3 separate regions of the Homo sapiens genome follow, and all the other regions are linked to region 3. The links are chromatin loops, found by intact Hi-C in ENCODE. Cell type or tissue: MCF 10A. All regions are shown on one strand.

Region 1 (8,000 bases), 170 kb after region 3:
TGTTCACTCTGTTGATTATTTCTTTGGCTGTGCAGAAGCTTTTTAGCTTAAGTAAGCCTCAACTTTCTATTTTAATTTTTGTTGCCTATGCTTTTGAGGCTTTAGTCATGAATTCTTTGCCTAGACCAATGTCTGGAAGAATTTTCCCTAGGTTTTCTTCTAGTATTTTTATAGTTTCAGGTCTTACAGTTAAGTCTTTAATCCATCTTGAGTTGATTTTTCGATCTGATTTCTCATCCCTGTGAACTGACAGAAGCCATGGAACACCTCTAGGCCCTCAGTGGAAGTTGAGAACAAACAGCAGGCACAGGAGATGAATGGTACTCAGGGAGCAAACTTTTGACTAATATTGACTCATCTATGTTTAATAGTCATATCAATTGCATTTTAATGAGCATATACTATGTGATAGGTGCTGTCATAATTGCTTCAGAAGAACAACTTAAATTATATTGTGCCTTACTGTATGCTATATACTGTTTGAAAGTACACAGCATAAATGCCTAACATTTATTAACTCCTATAAGCTCCATAACCCTCTGAAATAGATGATATTATTACTCCCATTAAAGAGTGTAGCCTTCATGGGGACAGGGACGTTATTGCACTTACAGCACTCAACATGTACAAACTAAAAGACCCTATTATACAGTTGTGGAAATGAGAGGCCAAGTGTATTACTCTGACCCAGGGCTTCTCAATCTCAGCACTAAGAACATTAGTTTTTAAGAACTAAAGACTAAGGCTGGTGAATAGAGCCATCACGGTGGTAGAGATGAGGTTATGCATGAGCTTAACATTAAGAACTCCCACTTCCACAGCAGATCTACACTGCCACAGCACATGTTCAACTGCCAGAAACAGAGACTATCACTTGAGAAGAGCAACCAGTCTCTTGGTAGCACATGGACTTTTCGTACGCTGAAGGGGCAGTGTTTATTTTGACAGATATCCACACTTAATCCAAGAATGAGTTTGCCTTATCTGCCTTCAGGGCTTCAGCTAGCACATTTTCTTGAGATTTCTTTGATATGTTTGAAGCAGCATAAGGCTGAGCAGGGGCAAGAACCATGGAGAATATCTACTTTTTAACTTGCATATGGATGTCAAGGATTTGTTACTCCCTCAGGAGAACACAAGTATCTGTTTAAATTTCTATCATGGGCTGAGATAATTGGATAAAATGTCATGGGCCACTAGTTATATTTAAGTTAGCAATCACACTCTGCAACACACCACAAACATTGGTGGTAGCGATCGTTACTAACTAAAGTTGGAAAGAAAGGAGGAAGAACAGGTTTCAAAGAAAAAGTTCTTTCAAAATTTGAAGGCTTCTCCATGTCATAGCTGTAGGAAGCAAAAGGGAAATGTGGGAAAAACAGATTGCACTGGGAAGTTGGACTGGAGAAGAGGACAAAGTGGAGTCTGAGCTATGAAGCCAATCTCTTGGGACTCTCCAGCTCATATTCAATTTTCTGTTTCAAGGTTTGAATGGGGGTCCCAATCTTTGGGGATCCTGCTCCAGATGGACATGCAAGGAACATGAAGTAACAAAGGATAGTGTGTTTGGGTAGTGGAGAGGCTGAAGGCCTGAGAGTGTGTTTGGGGAGGATATTTTATGTAAAATGTATGTTTTCTAGGAAGAAGGGGCATAGTTTTTATCTATTGAAGCTTTTTAAAGCAATTTTTCTCTATTAAAAGCCATTGGCCTGAACAGTAAGAATCAGGATTATTCTGGGCAAAAAACATCCTTCATGATTTGTTTTCAGTTTGCCTTTCCAGCATTTACCCTTTCTTCATGCTACTGTTTGCTGATGATAATGACCTAACTCATCATTTTCACACTGTTTTCTCCTCCCCATGCTTCCACAAGGCCATTCTTGTCTGGAATGCCTTTCTCTCCTATCCGCTTCAGAGAATATCTCCTCATCTTTCAGAGAGCCAGATGAGCTGTCGTTTTTTTCCAGATGGCCTTCCTCAGTGCCCAGAGAGAGTTGGCTGGTCCTCCTTTGTAGCCACCTCTGTTGTATGCCTGATAAAGTGGCATTCACTTGATTTGTTATAGGCCTGTTTCCTTCACAGGTAAGTTTCTTAGGCTGGGGGCTGCCTTATTTTCTTTCTATGCTTCAGTGCTTGGCAGATAGCAGGTGACATAATAAACACTTATTGAGAGTGTGAATTTAGAAATGAGTCACTCTGGAGGTGGCTGATCAGATGTCTTCTGTGTAACTTACAAAAAAGAAAAACATTTTTGGAAGTGTAGTAGAAGTTTGAGTTTCTGCAGGGAAGAAGTGTAATAAGTATATGTAAAATAAGTGTTATATAACATGATAGGAAATATTTTCTAGGGAATCTAAGACCAAGATAGAAACCCATCTGTCCCTGCTGACAGAGACACAGTCTGGCTCATGTTTTCTTTTCTATGATTTTGTAATTTATGATTTAAATCCCATAAAGTGAACAGCTGACAAACTAGACAAATGTCAGAATACCGATAATAAGCAAAAAACCCAAACACTTTCTTTATTTTGCCTTCTCTCCATTGTGTCACTCAGTCAACTATTTCCACCCTGAAGTGTTGGTCACATTAAAGGACAAGGACATGAATAGATGCTTGTGAAGGGTTGTATGTTTTGGTAGAGGAAGCATTCTATTTTTCTTTTTTTTCCTTGGGCTAGAGGCAACATTTTTTTTTTTAGATCTCATATTTTTAATTTATGAGGTATTGTTTGTGTTCATTTTCTTCAACATTTCCAAAACCTCACAAATTTAGATGAAGTTAAACTACTATAAAAGTGAAATATCATAGAATATTTTAAAACTAACTACATTAGCTTTTTTTTTTGAGATGGACTCTCACTCTGTCACCAGGCTGGAGTGCAGTGTGCAGTGGCGCGATCTTGGCTCACTGCAATCTCCGCCTCCAGGGTTCAAGCGATTCCCCTGCCTCAGCCTCCCGAGTAGCTGGGACTACAGGCGCGCCCCATCACGCCCGGCTAATTTTTTGTATTTTAGTAGAGACAGGCTTTCACCATGTTGGCCAGGAGGGTCTCGAGCTCCTAACCTTGTGATCTGCCTGCCTCAGCCTCCCAAAGTGTTGGGATTACAGAGTAAGCCACTGCACCCAGCCAGCTTTTTTTTTTTTTTTTTTTTAGTACATCATTAAAGGAAACAACATTAGAAGAATACAACGAAGCATTGATGAAGAAATTGAGTTAGTTATGCTTTAATAAATACATGACTCATTTTTTAAAAGCCTAAATCCTTTTATGTGCAAATAACCACTAATCACTATAAAAGTATTTAAAAATTTAGTTCTCACAAGTAGGATTAATATGGCCTGTTATAACCTTAATATAATACATATGCTTATTTATAATAGATATTTGCTTAAACAGCTTCTTTTGCCATAGATGTTAAAGATATAAGCCTCAGCTCAATTCTGGTCTAATTATTAAGAATTTAAAAAGAATGATTATTCAAGTGATTGAGTTTTCAACTGTACTTTGTTTATTTTAACTCCACTGTTTGCATTACATGAACTATGGACTTGCATCAAGAAAGTAGTGTATATGTCTAGAAACATTTTGAATGCTGGGGGAAGAATTTGACCAGCAGGACGTCTTATTGTCTAAACAGTATGAGGGCCTGTTTGCTTCATGGTGAGAAGATCTGCTTTCCTAACAGATTCTGAAGGTGGAGAACAGAAGGAGATGAAGGACTCTTGTCCTGCAGTGTAAGCAGATAATGGCACTTCAGCTGCTTCGATACACAGGCAGGAGGTTGGACTTAGCAATTTTTTTAGAGACTTCTTAGTTCTTAATATCTGTATCATTAGTTGACAGATGGATTTCTGTCTGGAATCTTATTTCAAGAAAGCTGCCTCCTGCTAGATAATCTCCTTAAACTGTAATTGACAAATGGAATGAATTTCATTTTCCTAAATTTTAGATGAATATACTAAAATGTTATCCATGCCTTCAATCTGTGGAGCCCATTCTTTTAATAAATATTTATTGAGCATTTACTATGTGCCAAAGATTCTGCTAGGAACTGGGATAAAGTGGAGAATAAGAAGGATACTATCCTTATTCTTCAGTGATAGCAACAAACCAGGATTTGAGTGCAAAGACTCTTACAATAATTTTTTTGTGTGTTTATCAAAATTCTGTTCTTGTTCTCTTTACCATTTTAGGTGAAAAAAAGGGGAGATTTTTCTAGGATGTGGTAACTTTTTTTTCTCTATAAAAAGTACAGTCAACCTCTCCAGTTAACTTTTTCAGACCACAGCTTCTCAACTTGGAAATAGTCACAACTGAGGTCAGACAGAAATTCTCTTTGAATTTTGAAGGCCAGTTATTACAGATATGTCCAATAAACCACAGTCCAACTTCTCAGCCCAGACTTTGGGACTTTATGGCTGATGGTAAGAGAACCTATCTTTATATTGTTCTCCTACGGAAACCCTGCGTGAGTCTCCTCACCGCTGGCCTGGCCTGCAGATTTCAGACTCCAGACCACAACATCTACTCTTATTGAATTGCTAGCCTACCAGACTGCTCTGCAGATTTTGGACTTGCCAGCCCCCAGAATTTCATGAGACAATTCCTTAAAACAAATATACTTGTCTCTCTTTTTCTTTCTAAATATATGTATATGATATATATGAACATATATGTATATGTTCTATATGTATGTGTGATATATATACATATAACATTAGATATGATTGGTTTCGTTTCTGCAGAGAACTCTAATACAGGCAATCTGAAAGGGAACAGATATTTAGTATATTGTACTGGAAATACTCAGTGTCCTAATAGATTACATATATTTTGCTGAATTCCACTTAGAATCCACAAGAACATACTGCCAAAACCCTTTGTCTGGTGAGGAAAGCATGCAGGACACTGTCCTCAGTCCAAGGCCTCTGCTTAAAAATGTTGAAAGCATTGTCTGCCTGCCTCCATCTCCTGAGTCCTGTCCCATGGACCAGAAAAAGGTGATGCTCAGACCCTTATGCCATCTTGTGCTATCTTTGTCCCATCAGCAACCGCATGTGGCTGTCTGTGATAAGTAATCGAACAATTGCTTAGGGAAGTACATGTGCTAATGGTGCATGGCAGCTTTACAAACACTGTCTGTTTGAGTTAGACCTGAATTGTCCTCTGATTTAAAGATTCCACTGTGATTATCAGAGCCTTGGGGATGATGCTGGCCAGAAAGAATGTGCATGGCTATTATTGTGCCAATTTTATAATTCATCTTTTAATAATCTGTAACTGAAGAGCTGAATGGAATTTATCAAACCCTGCCTTGTTTCTCACTGGGGAACTTTCTGTGTTTTGTTACTGAGCCAAGGCTGAATGCAGCTGTTGGAGCTGTCACCAGCATTCTGGTTCACCCAAATATTGATAATAATTACTTCTGCTTCACATGGAAAGAATTTATTTAAATATCTGTAATGGAAAGACCGTTATTATTGGTATTACAACTTTACAGTGAGTACATCAAAATGTAGATATGACATTCATAAACTGTGTTTGCAAAAAGCTGTATCTGTCTCCTGCATAGTACACAGGACCCTGGGCTAGTATTGCTGCTCATCTGTTCTTCATAGAAATAGGGAGAAGTTATTACTAGAGAATAATTAAACCCACAGAAACGTCCAAATGTTGGCAGGCTGCAGCCATCCCCAACACCGCACAACAGCCTGTTATGATCAGCGAAATCCAATAGCCGGAGCTTTGAGCCTGAGGGGGTAAATAGCATAATGAATTTTCTTTACCCTGTCATTACTCCTCTCCTGGCTTTCCTAGATTACAGTCACAAGCAGGTCACAGAGCATTTATGCACACTTCGTGCAAAGTGCTTTGGAGTGGAGGCTGGGTCTTGGTCTAACTGGTGGTGATCAATGTATCATTGCGAGGAATGAAAAGCTGCTTCTGACCCTTGCCAGCTACATCACTGGGAAGCCCTGTGCTAGCACAAGCCCATTGCCCCATATTTCCTCTTTGGGTTTTTCCTTTTCTGTTCTCCTTGCCTTCCCCTATTTGCTTGCTCTGGTGGTCTTCTGTCTCCTGAATCAAAATCTCTTTGTTCTTTATCACGTGAGACATGTTTGTTGCTCCAATTAAGATGATTTTATTTCATAGGTAATGTCAGATCACCTCCAAGGGAATGTTTGAGTAGCCGCCTACTGTAGTGAGGACCTCAGCTGAGGCTTACTTGTATTCACAGCAATGGGTTGCCCTGTCTGTTTGCAGGGGCTAAGGAGATCTTGTGAGAAATACCCCTAGGGAGCAAGGACTTTTCTATCAAAGCCTTACTTGTCAGAGGGAAAGAGAAAGACTGAGTCTAGCCCTAGGGCTGTTATGAGACTGGAATCATAGCTTAGCTCCTGGAAGCATGTTTGGGCCTGGAGGAGAGAGAGAGCTGCAAGTAAAAATCATGCCATTATGTTCTGTGACAAATTAGGGCTCAGTGACATACTGTTTAGGGACCCATCCAGCAAAGTGTAACACAGAGGCGGCGAGCCCCCTCCCCCGCAGGAGAACCGTAGTGCCCAGAGCAACTTGGGGCCACAGCACTCTGCCCTGTCTGCCAAGGGGCCACCAGCAGAGGCCTGCTATGCCTCTGGAACTGCAGAGCTCAGCCAAACAGGATGGCAATCCCTGGGGCAGTCCGAGTGCCACTGGAATATTCCTGAATTAATGGATAATATACCTTTGCCCTTGTCTGACACATGTGGTCCATCTTGGATACTTAGTTCTTTCCTCCATGTATTGTGAGTCCTTGGCCAGGAGGGCTGAGCTAATTTCCTTAAGGAGGGCTTCTGGATTTCCCAGGTGAATGCTGCATCCTGATCTTAGCTTAAAGCAGGAATAAGAATAGTTTTTCCTTATAACACAGATGAAGTCTAAAATTGGACCAGCTTTCCAATAGCCTGTTTTCTAATAAAAAAGTTTGTTTTCGGTGGGGCGCAGTGGCTCACGCCTGTAATCTCAGCACTTTGAGAGGCCAAGGCGGGCGGATCACGAGGTCAGGAGATCTAGACCATCCCGGCCAACATGGTGAAACCCTGTCTCTACTAAAATATTTTAAAAATTTAGCTGGGCATGGTGGCAGCTTGCACCTGTAGTCCCAGTTACTCAGGAGGCTGAGGCAGGGGAATCGCTTGAACCTGGGAGGTGGAGGTTGCAAGGAGCCAAGATCGCGCCACTGCACTCCAGCCTGGGCGACAGAGCAAGACTCTGTCTCAAAAAAAAAAAAAAAAAAGTTTATTTTCAAGAAATAGCTTTTGGGATTTAACATTTCTTAAGTAGATTCCCTGGGAAGAAAACCTGAAGGAAAATTTAGGAGACATTAATGTCCTTAAGATAGAAAAACACTGGGTAGAAAAGAAAGTGATGAAAAGAATGTTATGCTTAGCCAAGTCAGCCATTTGAGACAAAACTCCTCTTGTTTAAATTGCAAACTATCTATTTTGGCCAATGAATGTAGTCTTAAAGCATATTCTTAATTTCAGAAGCCTTTGTTACAAGAAAGCCAAATAATCGGGCTTTACAGTTTCAGAGCACTTTTCCTGTTTTAAAATGGCTTTGAGTTCAGAAGATGAATCATGTAATTTTGTAAGAATTCCTTATAATGTAGTATGAAATTATGCTCACATGCTCTGAAGTGTTTCTAAATAGCTCTGGCCACATCTTGGATATTCACTGTCTGAGAATGTATAATTTAAGAAATCATAACAAGATGGCAGAATTTCATTCTAAAGGATTTTCAAGGCATTGATCTCCACTCACTTCAATGTTGTTTAAGTTCTTTTCTAAGACAGCTCTCAGCTCCTGCTACCTTCACCCCCAAAACCACAATTTTCAGAACTCTCAGGATGGGTTCTTCCAACTTGGGATGGTGGTCTGTAGCATTGTAAAGAAGGAGTTGATTCATTGAATTCTTTCCTCTTATTCAATGCCATGAATTTAGGGCCTGCCTTCTGT
Region 2 (8,000 bases), 140 kb before region 3:
CAGGCTGGAGTGCAGTGGTGCAATCTCAGCTCACTGCAAGCTCCACCTCCCGGGTTCACACCATTCTCCTGCCTCAGCCTCCCGAGTAGCTGGGACTACAGGTGCCTGCCACCATGCCCAGCTAATTTTTTGTATTTTTAGTACAGACGGGGTTTCACCATGTTGGCCTGGATGGTCTTGATCTCCTGACCTTGTGATCCGCCGCCTCGGCCTCCCAAAGTGCTGGTATTACAGGCATGAGCCACCGTGCCCAGCTGATTTTTTGTGTTTTTTTTGACACAGGGTCTCACTGTATCACCCATGCTGGAGTACAGTCGTGCAGTCTCGCTCACTGCAGCCTCTGCCTCCTGGGTTCAAGCTAGCCTCCTGCCTCAGCCCCTTAAGTAAATGGGACTACAGGTGTGTGCTGTGATGCCCAGCTAATTTTTGTATTTTTTGTCGAGACAGGGTTTCGCCATGTTGCCTAGGCTGGTCTTGAACTCCTGAGTTCAAGTGATCCACCTGCCTCGGCCTCCTAAAGTGCTAGGATTATAGGCATGAGCCACCGTGCTGGCCCCATTGAGTGTTTTAAATTGTAATATAATTTTTCTTATGTATTTTATTGCTATTTAATTGGTGCTTGAAAAACTGGTTAATTTCATAAAATATATGAAATTATTATATTGAAAACAAAGCCTATCACGAGGCTTATTAGACTAACTTCTTGAACTTTTCTTGCATGTAATGTATATGTGGCATAGAAGGCAGTTTGTAAAATACCTTCCAAGGAGTCAAAGGGTATTGTTCATGATATTTGGCAAAGATTTCCTGTTTTGACTTGATTTTAATATAATGGTTTTAACAATTGTTTCTGCTTTTTAAAGGACTTGGAAAACAGTGTGGGTGAACTTAGTGAAGGACAAAGACCCCAGCTAACAGCGGCAGCAGAGAACATCTTAATGGGACATTCTCTCTATATGCAGCCACCTGTCACTAATACACAGTCTTTGGATCAACAATGTGATCCTAAACCATTATCTCGGCAATTTGACACAGTTTCAGGTAGACACCAAAATATTTTTTCTTGATGTGTCATAGTAGTATCCCTAATCTGAGTTGAGGAAAGTATACCTATTTTCAGATAGGGGCTTGCAAAATTTCTTTATTAAAAGGGATTTTAATAATTGGAAAGTTTGGTGATAACTTTTTTTATAGTATATATAGCAGTGTTTCCCCAAATGTGATTCATATATCAGTGTTGGTACATGAACCTTTGGGTGGTATGTGAATTAATTTTGGTAATACACATACATACACTTAAAACTTTTTAACTGTGATACTTTTATTTTATTTCATTCTATTTATTTATTTAGAGACGGAGTCTTGCTCTGTCACTCAGGCTGGAGTGCAGTGACACAATCTCGGCCCACTGCAAGCTCTGCCTCCCGAGTTCACCCCATTCTCCTGCCTCAGCCTCCCGAGCAGCTGGGACTACAGGAGCCCACCACCACGCCTGGCTAATTTTTTGTATTTTTAGTAGAGATGGGGTTTCACCATGTTAGTCAGGATGGTCTCGATCTCCTGACCTCGTGATCCGCCCTCCATGGCCTCCCAAAGTGCTGGAATTACAGGTGTGAGCCACCGCGCCTAGCCTATTTTATTTTATTTTATTTTTTTGGAGACGGAGTCTTGCTTTGTCGCCCAGGGTGGAATGCAATGGCACAATCTCGGCTCACTGCAACCCCTGCCTCCTGGGTTCAAGCTATTCTCCTGCCTCAGCCTCCCGAGTAGCTGGGATTACAGGCGCCTGCCACCATGCCCAGCTAATTTTTGTATTTTTATTAGAGACAGGGTTTCACTATGTTGGCCAGGCTGGTCTCGAACTCCTGACCTCAGGTGATCTGCCCACCTTGGCCTCCCAAAGTGCTGGGATTACAGGCATGAGCCACCATGCCCAGCCGATGCATTTATTGTAATATGTACTAGAAAAATATAACGAATCCATGAAAATTGACATAACAGATCTTTAGGACAAGGTTAAATTAGATAATACTGTAGACATTTATTCTTTATGCTATATGAATTTCAGTAGCACTCTGCATTCAGGACTATTTTAGAATTTAAATAAACTTTCTGTTGTGACACACTGGAAATAAGGATAGAATAGAGAATACCAATCACTAGCATATATAGTTGACTCTCATCTATGGACCATTGTTATATTCTGTGGTCACCACAAACATATTAACAAGTATTGAACCATTACTCCTAGGGGAAATACAGGATTAGGTTTCTGTGAGCCTCTGGTCATAACATTTTTATCAACTGATCAATACATAATCTGGTTTTATTTATGTTTCTGTTTAAAGAAGTCTTATTTAATATATATTTTGGATTCATTAATATTGAACTCACAGCCATTGAACTATCCAGCAGTATAACTTGTGCCTGAAGGAAGCCTATCTAACATGTATATTTTCTCCATAAGACACAGCGGAGCCTTTTTGTGCTTAGAAACACTAGACAGGCCAGATGCAGTGGCTCACGCCTGTAATCCAGCACTTTGGGAGGCCAAGGTGGCAGATCACCTGAGGTCAGGAGTTTAAGACCAGCCTGGCCAACATGGTGAAACCTCATCTCTACTAAAAATGCAAAAATTAGCCGGGCATAGTGGCAGATGCCTGTAATCTCAGCTACTTGGGAAGCTGAGGCAGAAGAATTGCTTGAACCCGGGAGGCTCAGAGGGCAGAGGGCAGAGGTTGCAGTGAGCCGAAATCACGCCACTGCACTCCAGCCTGGGCAGCAAGAGCGAGTCTCTGCCTCAAAAAAAAAAAAAAGAAAAGAAACACTAGACAGTACTTCAGCACTAAGGGGCCATTTTAAACAGTGAAATCACCAAAAAAAAGGGGATGAAATCTGAAAAACAGCTTTACGTATACTGTGAAAAGGTCACTTGTTTACAGTATGAGAGCTGGAATAAGGTGGAATGTATCGTTGTTCAGCATCAACTGGAAAAATGCATGTTAGGTAATTTAAGTTTTTCACCACTCTGTACATGTCCACAAATGACCACAAAGGTGCTGCAAGTATTGATTTGGGGGGTTATAAATACGTTTTAGCGAGTAGATAAATTTGCAAATATGTAATTTACAAATAAATGAGGATCTGCTATATTCTTATTATTGATTTTTAAATGCCCATTGTTTCTTTCTCTTAAGTGAAAAGAAACTTCTGGAGGCATGCAGATTTGCCAGAAATCAGAAAAGGAAAAGCCTGAAGTATTTAGTTTCATATTGAGTGAACACCTTGTATCATTCAGAATTGGGAGAATTCCGAGACTGAATTTCCCATGTGAATAAATGTAAAGATTGGCCTTATTTCTCATTTTGTACACATAATGAGAGTATTAAATGTTTTACATTCTTTAAAATTTGTAGGATTCAAATGGCATGAAATGTGACTTACATTTATGTCCAGCTAAATTTGCAGAATGCAGTTAAACAGAGTTAACACTAGGTGGCTCTCGCAGATCACTTGAACTGCTAGGTACTTAAGAGCTACTAGGTATCTGAGAGCAACTAGGTACTTAGTTGAAATGTTACAGAATAAACTCCCTGAGGAGATAGCCTCTTCAGTCCTTTTTAAATATCTGGTAACCCTAGCAGATTACCTATAGTACAGTGCATTTTTAATCTTAGGTACATTGTAGGTATTTAATTGGAAAAAATAAGTAATATGGTATAACATAAGATTGAACACATATGTAAGGCAGTATAGCAGAATAGCTAAGAGTTTAGGCTTTGAGAGTTTCAGAAATGGGTTTGAATTCCAGCTCTATGTATCTTTGGTCAAATAACTTAATGTTCCTGAACCCAAATTTCTTTATGTGTCAAGTGGGGATAATATTGCTATGTACGAAATTACCCCACATTTAACAGCTGAAGGCAGCAAACATTTATTATTTCACAGAACTCTGAAAGTCACAAATCCGGTAGTGGCTTACCTGGGTGGTTTTCAGGATCTCTCCTGATGTGGCAGTCAAGGTGATGGCTTGGACTGAGGTCATCTGAAGGCTTGACTAGGGTTGAAGGATCCACTTTCCAAGTTCACTCACATGGATTTAGCAAGAGGCTTCACTTCCTCACCATGTTAACCAGTCCATAGGGCCGTGAATGATGTGGTAGCAGACATCTCCCAAGAGAAAGTAAGCAATCAAGATGGAAACCATAATGTCTTTTTTTTTTTCTTTTCTTTTGAGACAGAGTCTCGCTCTGTTGCCCAGGCTGGAGTGCAGTGGTGCGATCTCAGCTCACTGCAACCTCTGCCTCCTGGGTTCAAGTGATTCTCCTACCTCAGCCTCCTGAGTAGCTGGGACTACAGATGCACGCCGCCACCTCGCCTGGCTGATTTTTGTATGTTTTTGTAGAGACGGGGTTTTGCCATGTTGGCCAGGCAGGTCTCAAACTTCTGACCTCAAGTGATCCACCCGCCACAGCCTCCCAAAGTGCTGGGATTACACGTGTGAGCCACTGCGCCCAGCTGATAATGTCTTTTATAACCTAATCTCCAAAGTGACATGCCATCACTTCTGTCATATTCCATTGATAACACAGACCAATCATGGAACAACTTAAGAGGTGACTTTTAAAAGGTGTAGATACCAGGAGGGCAGGGATCACTGGGGGCTATCTTGGAGGTAATAGTGTCTATCTCATTATGGTTATTAGGTACATGTATTTGACAATGCATGTAAAGTACTAAGCTCAGTGCTTGGCACATGGTGTTGTTCTCTTTAATAATGCTTGGAGTATGAAAAGTACTATCTTATATGTACTTAATAGAATCAGAAACTATCAACAGTTGACTAAAAGGACTTTGCCTATAGAAAACTAATTTGTTCCTCTTGTTTCAAGATTTTCTCCTGGTGACCACAGACTATAACTGTGGTCCATAGATGAGAATCAACTATATATGCTAGTGATTGGTATTGCTTTTCGTCTTGATTTTTAATAACTTTGCTTACAGAGGGTCATCTCTTCTTACTTTGCCCCTCCCCACCCCTGCTAATTTTCAGGAAGTGTCCTATTTTCTGTAGTCCTCTATCACTGTCTCCATTCCTGAGGCTCTCAGGTTGGGTTGAGTAACTGAAAGTTGCAAAATTGGCTTTGAGGAGTTGTCTTGGGAAACCTAAAATGTAAGCTGTAATTTGAGTGAATTATTTGTGGACCCTGGGATATACTACCAACTACAGCTTTTTATTTACTCAAAAAACCTGTATTGAATACCCACTGTATACCTAGAACTATGTAAGTACTACATTAAGCACTCAAGATTCAAAGATGATAGATATCTGCTCTCAAGATATTTACTAACTAGTGTGGGAGAAATAAATAACAATTATAATATTGTGTGACTAGTACAACACAGACGGCTGTGGGAGTGCAGAGGAGGAACTTAACTCATTTGTGAGGGCTTAGAAAAGGTTTTCTGCAAGATCCAATGTGAAATTGAATCTTAAGGGAATTAGCCAGATGGTAAATTATGATAAGAATATTCCAGTTTGTTCATTTACTTATTCAGAAGATATTTTTGAGTGCCTGCTATGTGCTGAGCATGTGCTAGGTGCTAGGAATATGAAACTTGGTAAGGCCCTGTTCACAATGATTTTTTTTCTCTAGTAGACATAGTAGATAAGAAAGCAAAAACATGCAATAAATTACTGTAGTTATTGTGAAGAAGCCCGTATAGGATGGAGGTACAGGTCAATTGTAGTTGAAGGGATTCAGGAAAGACTTCATAGATGAGGGAAGTCTTGCTTGAAGTGACTCCTCAAAGATGAATAAATGCTTGCCATGTGGTGAGTGAGGAGGGACCTTTCAGACAGAATATGCAATGAGACAGGGGACAAAGGCAAAAAAAAAAAAAAAGCAAGGGTTAATCGTGGAAATGCAGTGTTTTTGTCAAAGAATTAGAGCTTAAGATGCAGTGAAATTGCAGCAGGGAGCAGAAACCAGGTCATGAAAAGCCCTGGATTATCTATTAAGGAGTACAGTAAGGATCGCTTTGTATACAAAATGGGAAATAATAACAGTCTTACTTTTTACTTTATACTTATTCCCATGAACAATTCAGCCTTAAGTTTCTGTCAGTTCTGAATGTTGTGTGATATTCATCAGTCTGTTAAAGATTGTAAGTAAATGAGTGATGTGATCATATTTACCTTTTATTTAGCAAGATCATCTGAGATGCAATGTGATGGATAGATTGGAAGAGTTAAGACTGGAGGCAAGGAGCCTGATTAGACAACCATTAAAGTTGACCTGATGAGACATTATTCAGTAATGAGGATATATAAAAAGGGAGATTTGAGAGAGAATTAAGGAGATGGACAGGAATTCATTTGAATGTGAGCAGTACAAAAGAAGCAGAAAGTCTAAGAAATCCCTAGGTTTCTGTCTAGAATTATTGGATAGATGGTCATCTCAGTCACTGAGAGAGAGCGAATATGGAGGAAGGACAGAATTAGGAGGAAAGAGATTGAATGGGGTTTATACATACTGAATTTGTGATGCCTTTGACTTTCATACAAATGAAAAAAATCCATTAGATATGCCGGACCAAAAACTCTTGCTGGACTGGCAATTTTAGGCAAACTTAGTCTTCTCTAAAAGTCTGCCATGGTTGCTTTCCACTATAACAAAATTCTAGGAAAGTAAAATTAGGGATTTCTAGTTATGATTAATTAAATTAAATTTGACTTGAATGAAATAATATTTTAAATATCCCTCTTTTAAAGGTCTAACTTGCATTATACAGGTAAGACACCCACACTCAATGAGCCTGCTTGTTAGAAGACACAGCAAATTCAGCACTGTTATGATTGCTGTCAGGGAATCCTTTCCTGACCCTTATCACTGGGTTAAATACCTGTCATGTGTACTCTCTATAATTCTCTAATGTCACCTGCCTAATGTTGCTCTTATCACACTGATATTAATCTCATGTGAGGGTACGGACTTTATCTTGTGTACTCTCATATCCCTGTCACCTAGCAGGTTATATAGTATACAGAACATAGTAAATATCTGTTAAATTATAGGATGGTGTATTATGTGAAAGCTATTACGCACTTTTTGAGTGCTCCCCACCACCACTTTTTTCCTGTCCCATGTATGCCTTATCCCAAGTAACCCATGTTAAGATTCTGGCATATAACCTTCCTGTTTTTTACCTCACACATATAATTATATGCACACATGCATGTACAATATATATGGTATGTGTGATTGCCATTATTTTACAACTTAAGATCATATCTTGCACACTTGCCTGCATTTTGTGTTTTACCCAGTAAACCCTTAGATTATTCCAGGTCAACCGGTATTACTTAAATTTATTCATTTTAATGATTACGTAAAACTTCATAGTGTTGATTTCCAATAATTTATTTAGTTGTTTCTCTATTGATGGATGTTTATTAACATGTCCCTGCACTATAAACAATGCTAGAGTAAGTATCCACACACACATCCTACCAGATTGTTGTGTTTTATATACTCCTCCTTACTCCAGTGTATGTACTCCTGGGAAGCTCTTCTATACACGAGCAAATGTATCTTTAGTTTAGAAATAGATAATGCCAAGTTGCTTTCTTGAAAGTTTAAACCAATTTATTTTTATCGGCAATTTATTAGTGCCCTTTCCTTACATCCCCTCCTGAAATTGTGTTGATTAGTTTTTTTACATACCTCAGTAGAAATATGAAGATATGTTTCTGACTCCTGGTGAGTTTATATGTCTTTTCATTCATATGTTTGTTGGCCATTTGTATGTGCTCCTATAAAGTTCTTTTCCCATCTGGGAGGTTCTCAGTTTTTCTTGTTAGTTTTAAAGCTGTTTCTATAGTTTAGATGTTTTCTACTATTTGTATTGTAAATATCTTTATCCAAATTTATATTTTGCTCATTGACATTGTTGATGATCTTTTTGCCATATAATTTAAAAATTTATATGTAGATATT
Region 3 (8,000 bases):
CAAGAAGCTTGTTTAGAAATGAGCAGAATGAAACAATGACAGAGGACATGGGTGAGTGGCATTTGGCAAGCAGGATAAGTCACTATCCTTTCGTGCCTTACTAAAATTAGGGAGGAAAATTAGTTCCTATATTATAAAGTAGTGTTTGGCAACAGCAGGCATAAAGAATAGATAACCTGAAGAGAATCGATTTTGTATGCTTATGAACACCTGACCATAATTCCATTTTTAGAGCTAATATACAACCTTGTTAATTATGAATCAAGTTTGTAGTTCTTTCATGTCTGTGGGAGGCAGCAATGGGGAGGAAAGTGAAAGGTGGCAAGGGAGTTCTTTTGTTTTTGTTTTTTGGTAAATGTCAACTTAATTCTATTTGTAGTAGAGATTAAATGGGTACTATTAAGTTTAAAAGTATGCTAATGAAAAAACAATTTACAACCAATCTACATTCTCGAGTCTCTCTCTAGCAATTGTCAGGTGAATGCTTGCAAGGTAATGTGCTGAATACAGCGATACTAAGAGGGTATTAAAACAGTCCCTGCCTTCAGGAAGCTTTCATAATGTAGATGGAGAGAAGAGATACACATAAACACCTACGTAGATAGATATGCGTGTGCACACCCAGATAAATAACCATACAGGTAGCATGGGATCAGAATCAGATATTTATATAGTTAACTGGAGCTCAAAGGTTGGAAGGGTGGTTAGACCACACAGAGAGGGGAGGAAAGAAGAGGAATTCCTAGCACGGGTAAGCAGATGGGCAAAAGTGCAAGTGTCTGAAATAATGATATAGGATGCACTCTTTCACACAACACTTTGCCTGAACTTCAGCAATTGTGACTTGCTGGATTGAATTTCCGAGGTTCTTGGATGTACTGCTTTTAAAGATATATGTGGTACTTTTCCACAGATAAGCCAGCTAGTGGAATTTTCAGACCCCTATCCCACCGGAAATTTCAGTGGGATAGGGGTCTGGAGTAGTGTGTTCCAAGCAGAGATGACCAATACATGATACTTCAAGAGGGAAGACTTATAAATCCCTCTGGAGAAAAGCTACAACTCATATCACCTTTACTATCTATGTGCTAGCCACGTTGTAAGTGCACAGCCCCCACAATATATAGCATATGCTGCATACTATTATAATTCTTCAACAGCAGGTTCCCATAGCAGCTGCTCCCTTTTACAGTGGGGGGAACGTACACAGAGAAGGGAGTAAGTTGCCCGCACAGCTATTTAGGGGTGAAACTGGGATACAAATCCAGACAGTCTGATTTCTGAGTCAGAGCTCTTATTGTAAACGCAGACTAAGTAATAATAAAAGCTCAAACAAAAACCAAAGCGCGCACGCGCGCGCACTCAAATCGTAGGCTTGTAAAAGAATTGATGCAACCTCTCGCTATACAACGACATCCTCCTGCCTAATTTTAAATGCCGTCCATCGTAAGACCGACGTTAAAAAATTAAAACGACAACAAAACTTAAGTTTTAGAACACTGCATTGTGCTCTGTATTGCTTGCCTTTACAAAGTGGAGTTAAGGAACCAACCCCACAGTGTCTGTGAATACACTTGCAATACCTTGCTTGGGAAGTGAAAGAAACCTAACTCGGTGTGAGTGGAAATGAGGAGTGGCCGTGTGGGGAAAGGGTTAAGACTGTGCTGCAACTTGGTCGAGTTTCAGAAAGTTCTCCGGAGAGCCCAACTGCCGCGTCCCGTCGCGGCCCCTGCCTGCGCGGCCGACTGTAACAGGATGCTGGGGCTCCAGGCGCTCGCCCCGAGCTTTGGGCGACGAGAAAGAGCCAATGAGGAGCGAGGGCAAAATCGGGTGCAGTAAACCCGAAAAGGGGGCGAGGAGGCCCGCGAAGAGAGCGGGGGAGGAGGCGGGGAGGGGCGAGGAGGGGCGGGGAGGGCCGAGCGAGGAGGAGGCGGCTCTGGGGGCCGGGCGGCGCGCCTGACAGAGGAGGGGAAGCCTGGGGGCGCAAGCGTCGCAGCCGAGGGGCCGGCGCGGGGAGGCGGGCGCCAGGCGGGGGTTTGCAGGGCCGCCGCGCGTGACGTAGCGCCGGGCAGGGCGTTATCAGCTGCCGGGCCGCGGCGAGGGACGCGCGGCGACAGCGGACGGCGCTGCCCGGGCCGGGACAGCAGCAGCCGGCGGTCGCGCGCAGGACTCGAGGGCTTCTAGCCACCGTCCCCGCCAGCGCCGCGCCCCGCCACAGGGCGGCATGAGCCCACCCGCGGCCGCAGCCCTAGCGCCCTGCTCCTCCGCCTGGGCGGCCCGGCTGCGGTGACGGCTCTCGCTGCCCGACTGGGGGCCATGAAGCCGAGTCCGGCCGGGACGGCGAAGGAGCTGGAGCCTCCGGCGCCGGCCCGAGGCGAGCAGCGCACGGCGGAGCCCGAGGGGCGCTGGCGGGAGAAGGGCGAGGCAGACACCGAGCGGCAGCGCACCCGGGAGCGGCAGGAGGCCACGCTGGCCGGGCTGGCGGAGCTGGAGTACCTGCGCCAGCGCCAAGAGCTGCTGGTCAGGGGCGCCCTGCGCGGCGCCGGGGGTGCGGGAGCCGCTGCGCCCCGCGCTGGGGAGCTACTGGGGGAGGCGGCGCAGCGCAGTCGCCTGGAGGAGAAGTTCTTGGAGGAGAACATCTTGCTGCTAAGAAAGCAATTGGTAGGTCGTGCCCGAAGGTGGAGCACGGCTGTTCCTGCCCAGGGGCTGGAGGTCGGGCAGGTGGCCTGGGGCGGGCGCGAGGTTGACTCTGGCTGGGGAGATGCTCGCTGTTATGGGACGCCCCCGACCGCCCCATACCTCCCTGATCCCCTTCCTGAGTGCCCGCGGCGTGTGGGCTGCCGACGCCCACGCGTTTCTGGCGTGTGCCCGCTTTGTGTCTGGCGACCTCGCGCGGATTGCGGGAAGGGGGTGGCCGCTCTTCCCTCCTCCTCTGCCTTCGGGATTCTTGGAGTCGCCTAGTTCTAACGTTCGGTCTCCTTAGTTAGATGAGTATATGCCCTCTCCCCAGCGGTTTGCAAACTCCCACTTAAAATACCATTTTATTTGGAGGTTTTCTTGACTTTATCTCCTCCCGCCGAGAGGGGCCAAAAGCCAAGGAGGGGGTTTGTGGCGTGCTTAACTGTCCAGGGCCGAGTTTTACGATTACACTGGAGCGCCTGTAGGGAGCCGTGCCTCTCCGAGAGCTCTCCCCAGCATGCCAGCTTTCACCCAGGCTGGTGCTTAATTTCAAATAGAAGCCCTTTGTATAAGGCAGCTCAAACTAGATGGAAATGATGGAAATTTGGCTGGAGACTGTGTCCCCTCCTCTCATATTTTATACGTTCTGCCAGCTGTGATTGGTGGTGGAGGTGGGAGAAAAGAGAACCTGCTCTCGGTAAGCATTTATCTTACTGGGTTTCTGTCAGTGTCTCAGTCTTTCTATGCAGTCTTCATTAATGGGGAAGAAAAAGAACTTTGTAGCTTAATGTATTGATGAACAGCTTTTGACCCCGCCTCAGAATAATGGCGACAGCTTTGTTTTCAGTGACCTTAAAATGTAGTTTTGGAAACAGCAAACGTCCTCACCTGACCAAGTGATACTATCTAAACTAGACACATGCCAGGTAGTGGCCCTCCCACAATAAAGTGGTGATGCTGTGCAGTTGTCATGTGTTTTCTTCTATTATCTCTTTTCAGATCATTTCTTTTCTCTGTGTGTGTGTGTGTGTTTTTAAGCACCAAAGTGCTTTTACTTGATAGGTTCATTTTTCCTGAAGAAATTAATTGTAGCAAACAAACATACAATTTATGTCTCCAAGCTTTTTAAGTCAAAAGACAAGAGGCGTAGATATTCATATGCATGTGTTTTGTAAGGATGTACACTGTGGTTTGTGTAATATCTCTGTTTTGGCATTTTACTGTGCTGCTTCGGTCACAGACCAGATTCCTATGTAACATTCATTTGAGCCAGTTCTCACTGGTTATGGCTGGTGACTTTTACATTTTATTGTTTTGTGCAATTGCACCTTTTTGTCTGCATGAATCTCAAGATTGTAAGTGGCGCATTCCTATTGTCCGCTTGAGGGGAGCAAAGCAGTATGTCAAGAGAATTCCAGTCCAGTCAGTATTTATGGTACTATTTTCATTTGTAGACTTGGCATTCATGATTTGAACCAGATGCTTTTTGAGTTCTCCCGTTTTTCCAGCAATAGGAAGCACTAGGTGGCAGTGTGAGTTAGCACAATCCATCTGTCACCTTTGGAAACCCAGAGGCGTTCAAATCTCGATGGGCCTTCCCATGAGGGTTTTGGATTCTGCCAGCTCACATTATACTTGGCACTGGCTATTAGTATTAGTTTCTCACTTTCAAAGGCTCTAAGACTGATTAAACCCCACAAAGCAACTAATAGAAAACAAAACTCTGCAGGCCAAGACATTTGGCCAGAAAATCTCACCTAAGATTATAGTGTATTATAGGAAATCTCTTACTCTCATTTCAAATTAAAGAGTCTACTGTGAAGTATTGTTTTTTAAAAGACTGGTTATACACCAGATGATTTAAAGTCTCAGTCCATTTTTCTTGTCCCTATCTATGAAAAGTCAGTTTGTATATATTAGTTGAAACTAAAAACAAGTCTTGTTTTTATGAAGAAACTTTATATCACCACAAAATGTGAGAAAGTGGAATTAAACATAGGACATATTCTTGAATTCTCGAAGTTTTTCGTTACTTCAGGTCATCCAGTAAAATTTTGGTTTTCTAAGTTTAGTGAACTCTTCAGATGGGTAATTTGAATCCTTAGAGTAGACTTTCTGGTTCTTTTGTCACCCCTGTATGTTCATGTTTCCTTTGTTTCTTCCTAATCAGAACTGTTTGAGGCGAAGAGATGCTGGTTTGTTGAATCAGTTGCAAGAGCTTGACAAGCAGATAAGTGACCTGAGACTGGATGTAGAAAAGACATCTGAAGAGCACCTGGAGACAGACAGTCGGCCTAGCTCAGGTGAGTGATTGAGCACAAGGACAGAATTCTGCACTCTTGAGTTGTATCTCAGCCCCTTGTGGTTAACATTCCCAGACCTGCAAATGGCAATGGAGTTTGTTTCCAGTGCAGAGAGGATAAACAAAAAAGAAGTCTGCCATTCAGTTTTATCGGAATAAGAGGGAAATAAACTCAGACAACAAAATTTTTAGTAATGAGATCAATGTGATTGGAGTCCCCCAAGTTTAAAAATAAAAGCTATTCAAATTTCTGCAAGAGGTGCCCTCCTTTGAAACTTGAGTAAGTCAGAACTGGGCTAGAAAATTAGTCACACTTCAACTTCCTGAGACCACTTCAAAAGTTTTTTTTTTTTTTCTTTTAAACCATTTGGGCTCCTTAGATTTTTCTCTTATTATTGTTCTGAAACAATCATGATAAAGATGAGGCTTGACAGATCTAAGTTTCTTTCCTTGGACATGTTCAAAGGCGGGGTCAAGGAATAAGGTCAATTTGAGGGTGAGGGTAACTCTGAAATGTACCCCTAGTTATGGGCTCTTTGCCTTTTCCTAAGGATTGTTTGAAATAAGACCATAAGATTAGGACACCAAAGTCCAATGAATCAAAATTGGCCAAAAAACAAACAAAAAATCTCCTTTTCCTAAATGATTATTCATTTTCCTGTTAAGCGTGAATATGCATTATTTCTTGACATGATGTTAATTCCAACGGTGTTTTTATTTGTAGGGTTTTATGAGCTGAGTGATGGGGCTTCAGGATCCCTTTCCAATTCCTCTAACTCGGTGTTCAGTGAGTGTTTATCCAGTTGTCATTCCAGCACCTGCTTTTGCAGCCCCTTGGAGGCGACCTTGAGTCTCTCAGATGGTTGCCCCAAATCTGCAGGTAAGAATTTTTAGCACTGATAGAAATTTTTAATTGGAAGGCATCAAGGGCCCTTAAAAGGTTATTTGGCTCCAGCACCTTTCACTGGTGGAAAAATGAAGGTTCATCACTTTGCGGCATTTAGTGCCATACTTACATCTAGAACTCAGTTTCATCTAGGTGAGTATCTAGAACTATTCCAGTACCCTTTGGGTGCTACTTGGTTATATATTTTGATAGCAGCAAGACACTTTATCTCTAGAAATCCTGTCCCAATATTGTAGGTCTTGAGCTCTGTTTCTGAGCCTTTGCTGTTAGGTTGTCTGTATTTTCTTTCATTTTGGAACTGTTTTCTTCTTTTAATTATGTAAAGCTAAAACTCAGCCAGGTGCAGTGGCTCACACCTGTAATCCCAGCACTTTGGGAGGCTTAGGCAGCTGGATCACCTGAGGTCAGGAGTTCAAGACCAGCCTGGGTTGGCCCGGTGCAGTGGCTCATGACTATAATCCTAGCACTTTGGGAGGCCAAGGTGGGTGGATCACTTGAGGTCAGGAGTTCAAGACCAGCCTGGCCAACATGGTGAAACCCCATCTCTACTAAAAATACAAAAATTAGCCGGGCATGGTGGCACATGCCTATAGTCCCAGCTACTCGGGAGGCTGAGGGAGAATTGCTTGAACCCAGGAGGTAGAGGTCATAGTGAGCCGAGATTGGACCACTGTACTCCAGCCTGGGCGGCAGAGAGAAAAAAAAAACAAAAAACAAAAGACCAGCCTGGGCAACATGATGAAACCCTGTCTCTACTAAAAACACAAAAATCGGCCGGGTGTGGCAGCATGTGCCTGTAATCCCAGCTACTTGAGAGGCTGAGGCAATAGAATCACTTGAACCCCAGAGGCGGAGGTTGCAGTGAGCCGAGATTGTGCCACTGCACTCCAGCCTGGGCAACAGAGTGAGGCTCCATCTCAATCAATCAATCAGTCTAACACTCACATTAAGTTAAATATGTCCATCAGCCTGGCCAAGAACTGGTTGGCACTTCAGGGAGCAATGGCCCTTTCATGTTCTCCAGAATGTTCTGCATGATGGCAGCTTGTTTTTTCTTTTAAGTGGGTGCCCACATGCCATTATTCCTTATTTTGGGATATCTTTGCAATGACCCCCAGAAGGAATCATGCTATTGTACTAGAAGAGTTTCTGCATTTCCAGTATGTGTCACACACTACTGGATGCTCTGTATGTATTTATCTCCAATGAATCCTCCCAATAGTCGTGCACAGTACAGGTCTTGTTAGCTCCATTTTATGTATTAAAAAAATGAGTCCTAGTAAGGTTACATATGTTATTTAAGGCTCTATAGATGGTGAGTGGCAGAGGCAGAAGTTAAGCTCAGGCCTAACTGCCAGGTCCACGTTTTTCATCATCCCAAGGGAATTCAGAAATTGTTGTTTTCAACCTTCTCATCTAACAGAAGAGGAATTTTGGCTTATAAGCTAATTGTCAGAGGTTCTCCATCTGCTGAATGGCAGGGTTGCTGCTGGAACTCAAGACTCCTTCCTTAGTCCTGTTACATTGTGAATTCTTATAAGAGTAGAGAAAATATGAAGATTAGAATTGCTCTGGGTCCTGGGCACAAGTCATCACACTCCTGGTTTGTCTGTGTTCTCCACTTGGGTATAAGCCTGAATTTTTGAGTCCAGGCAAGGCAAACAACACTGAGCAGCTGAGGGAGCTAATTGGCTGGTGTCTTCATATCTGTGTGTTGTCAGCAGCAATCATTTGAGGAAGCACAGAACTGTGTTATCTAGAGGGTCTGGGCCTCAAGTTCATTGGTAATTGCTCCCCTTCATTCCACAGATCTGGTTTCAGAGGGAAACTTTATAAACCCATTAAAGGCACTTTGGTTTAGGTTTTCCTTCAAGACAGACCCGTGCTCTTCCAAATGCCACTTCCTCACATAATTGAGACAGTTGCACCAGGCCTTGGGGGCTAGGATATCTGTTTTGTTCAACTCTAAAGAGGGAAAAGGGATGAATAGTGAAGTGTTTGTCAGTGTGGCTTTAAGTAAGGCAAAGATAGGGCTTACGTTGCTGGGAGAGGAAGGATGGGGAAGGATGTTAGCTAGAGAGGTTTCCTTTTAGAACAAGCTCTTTATTGGGG

What was found. A loop is a pair of places that touch in the nucleus more often than their neighbours do. Peaks named below come from ENCODE experiments on the same cell type or tissue, not always from the same donor. Only the 100,000 strongest peaks of a DNase experiment are listed, where the experiment ranks them.
Region 1: it touches region 3 in a loop (2.0-fold over the local background); 15 of 110 quality-filtered maps call a loop at or near these places.
Region 2: a loop joins it to region 3, with 16 times the contacts of the local background. A loop is called at or near these places in 60 of 110 quality-filtered maps.

Annotation. Positions count from the first base shown.
Region 1 is chr14:58,810,310-58,818,309 of GRCh38, forward strand. No RefSeq gene overlaps it. Among named protein-coding and RNA genes, the nearest start is that of LINC01500, 14 kb to the right of the region's middle. In MCF 10A, no CTCF peak of the experiment used is centred here; no DNase peak of the experiment used is centred here.
Region 2 is chr14:58,497,920-58,505,919 of GRCh38, forward strand. KIAA0586 reads left to right here. Exons shown (of 31, transcript NM_001329943.3): 27 at 864-1,041. Among named protein-coding and RNA genes, the nearest start is that of KIAA0586, 74 kb to the left of the region's middle. RefSeq lists a silencer at 3,332-3,626. In MCF 10A, a CTCF peak has its summit at 3,475 (motif pointing right); no DNase peak of the experiment used is centred here.
Region 3 is chr14:58,635,887-58,643,886 of GRCh38, forward strand. It overlaps DACT1 (dishevelled binding antagonist of beta catenin 1), which reads left to right and starts at 2,076. Exons shown (of 4, transcript NM_001079520.2): 1 at 2,076-2,661; 2 at 4,850-4,982; 3 at 5,706-5,861. The coding sequence starts at 2,317. RefSeq lists a silencer at 1,867-2,576. In MCF 10A, a CTCF peak has its summit at 4,187 (motif pointing right); a DNase peak (open chromatin) is centred at 4,225.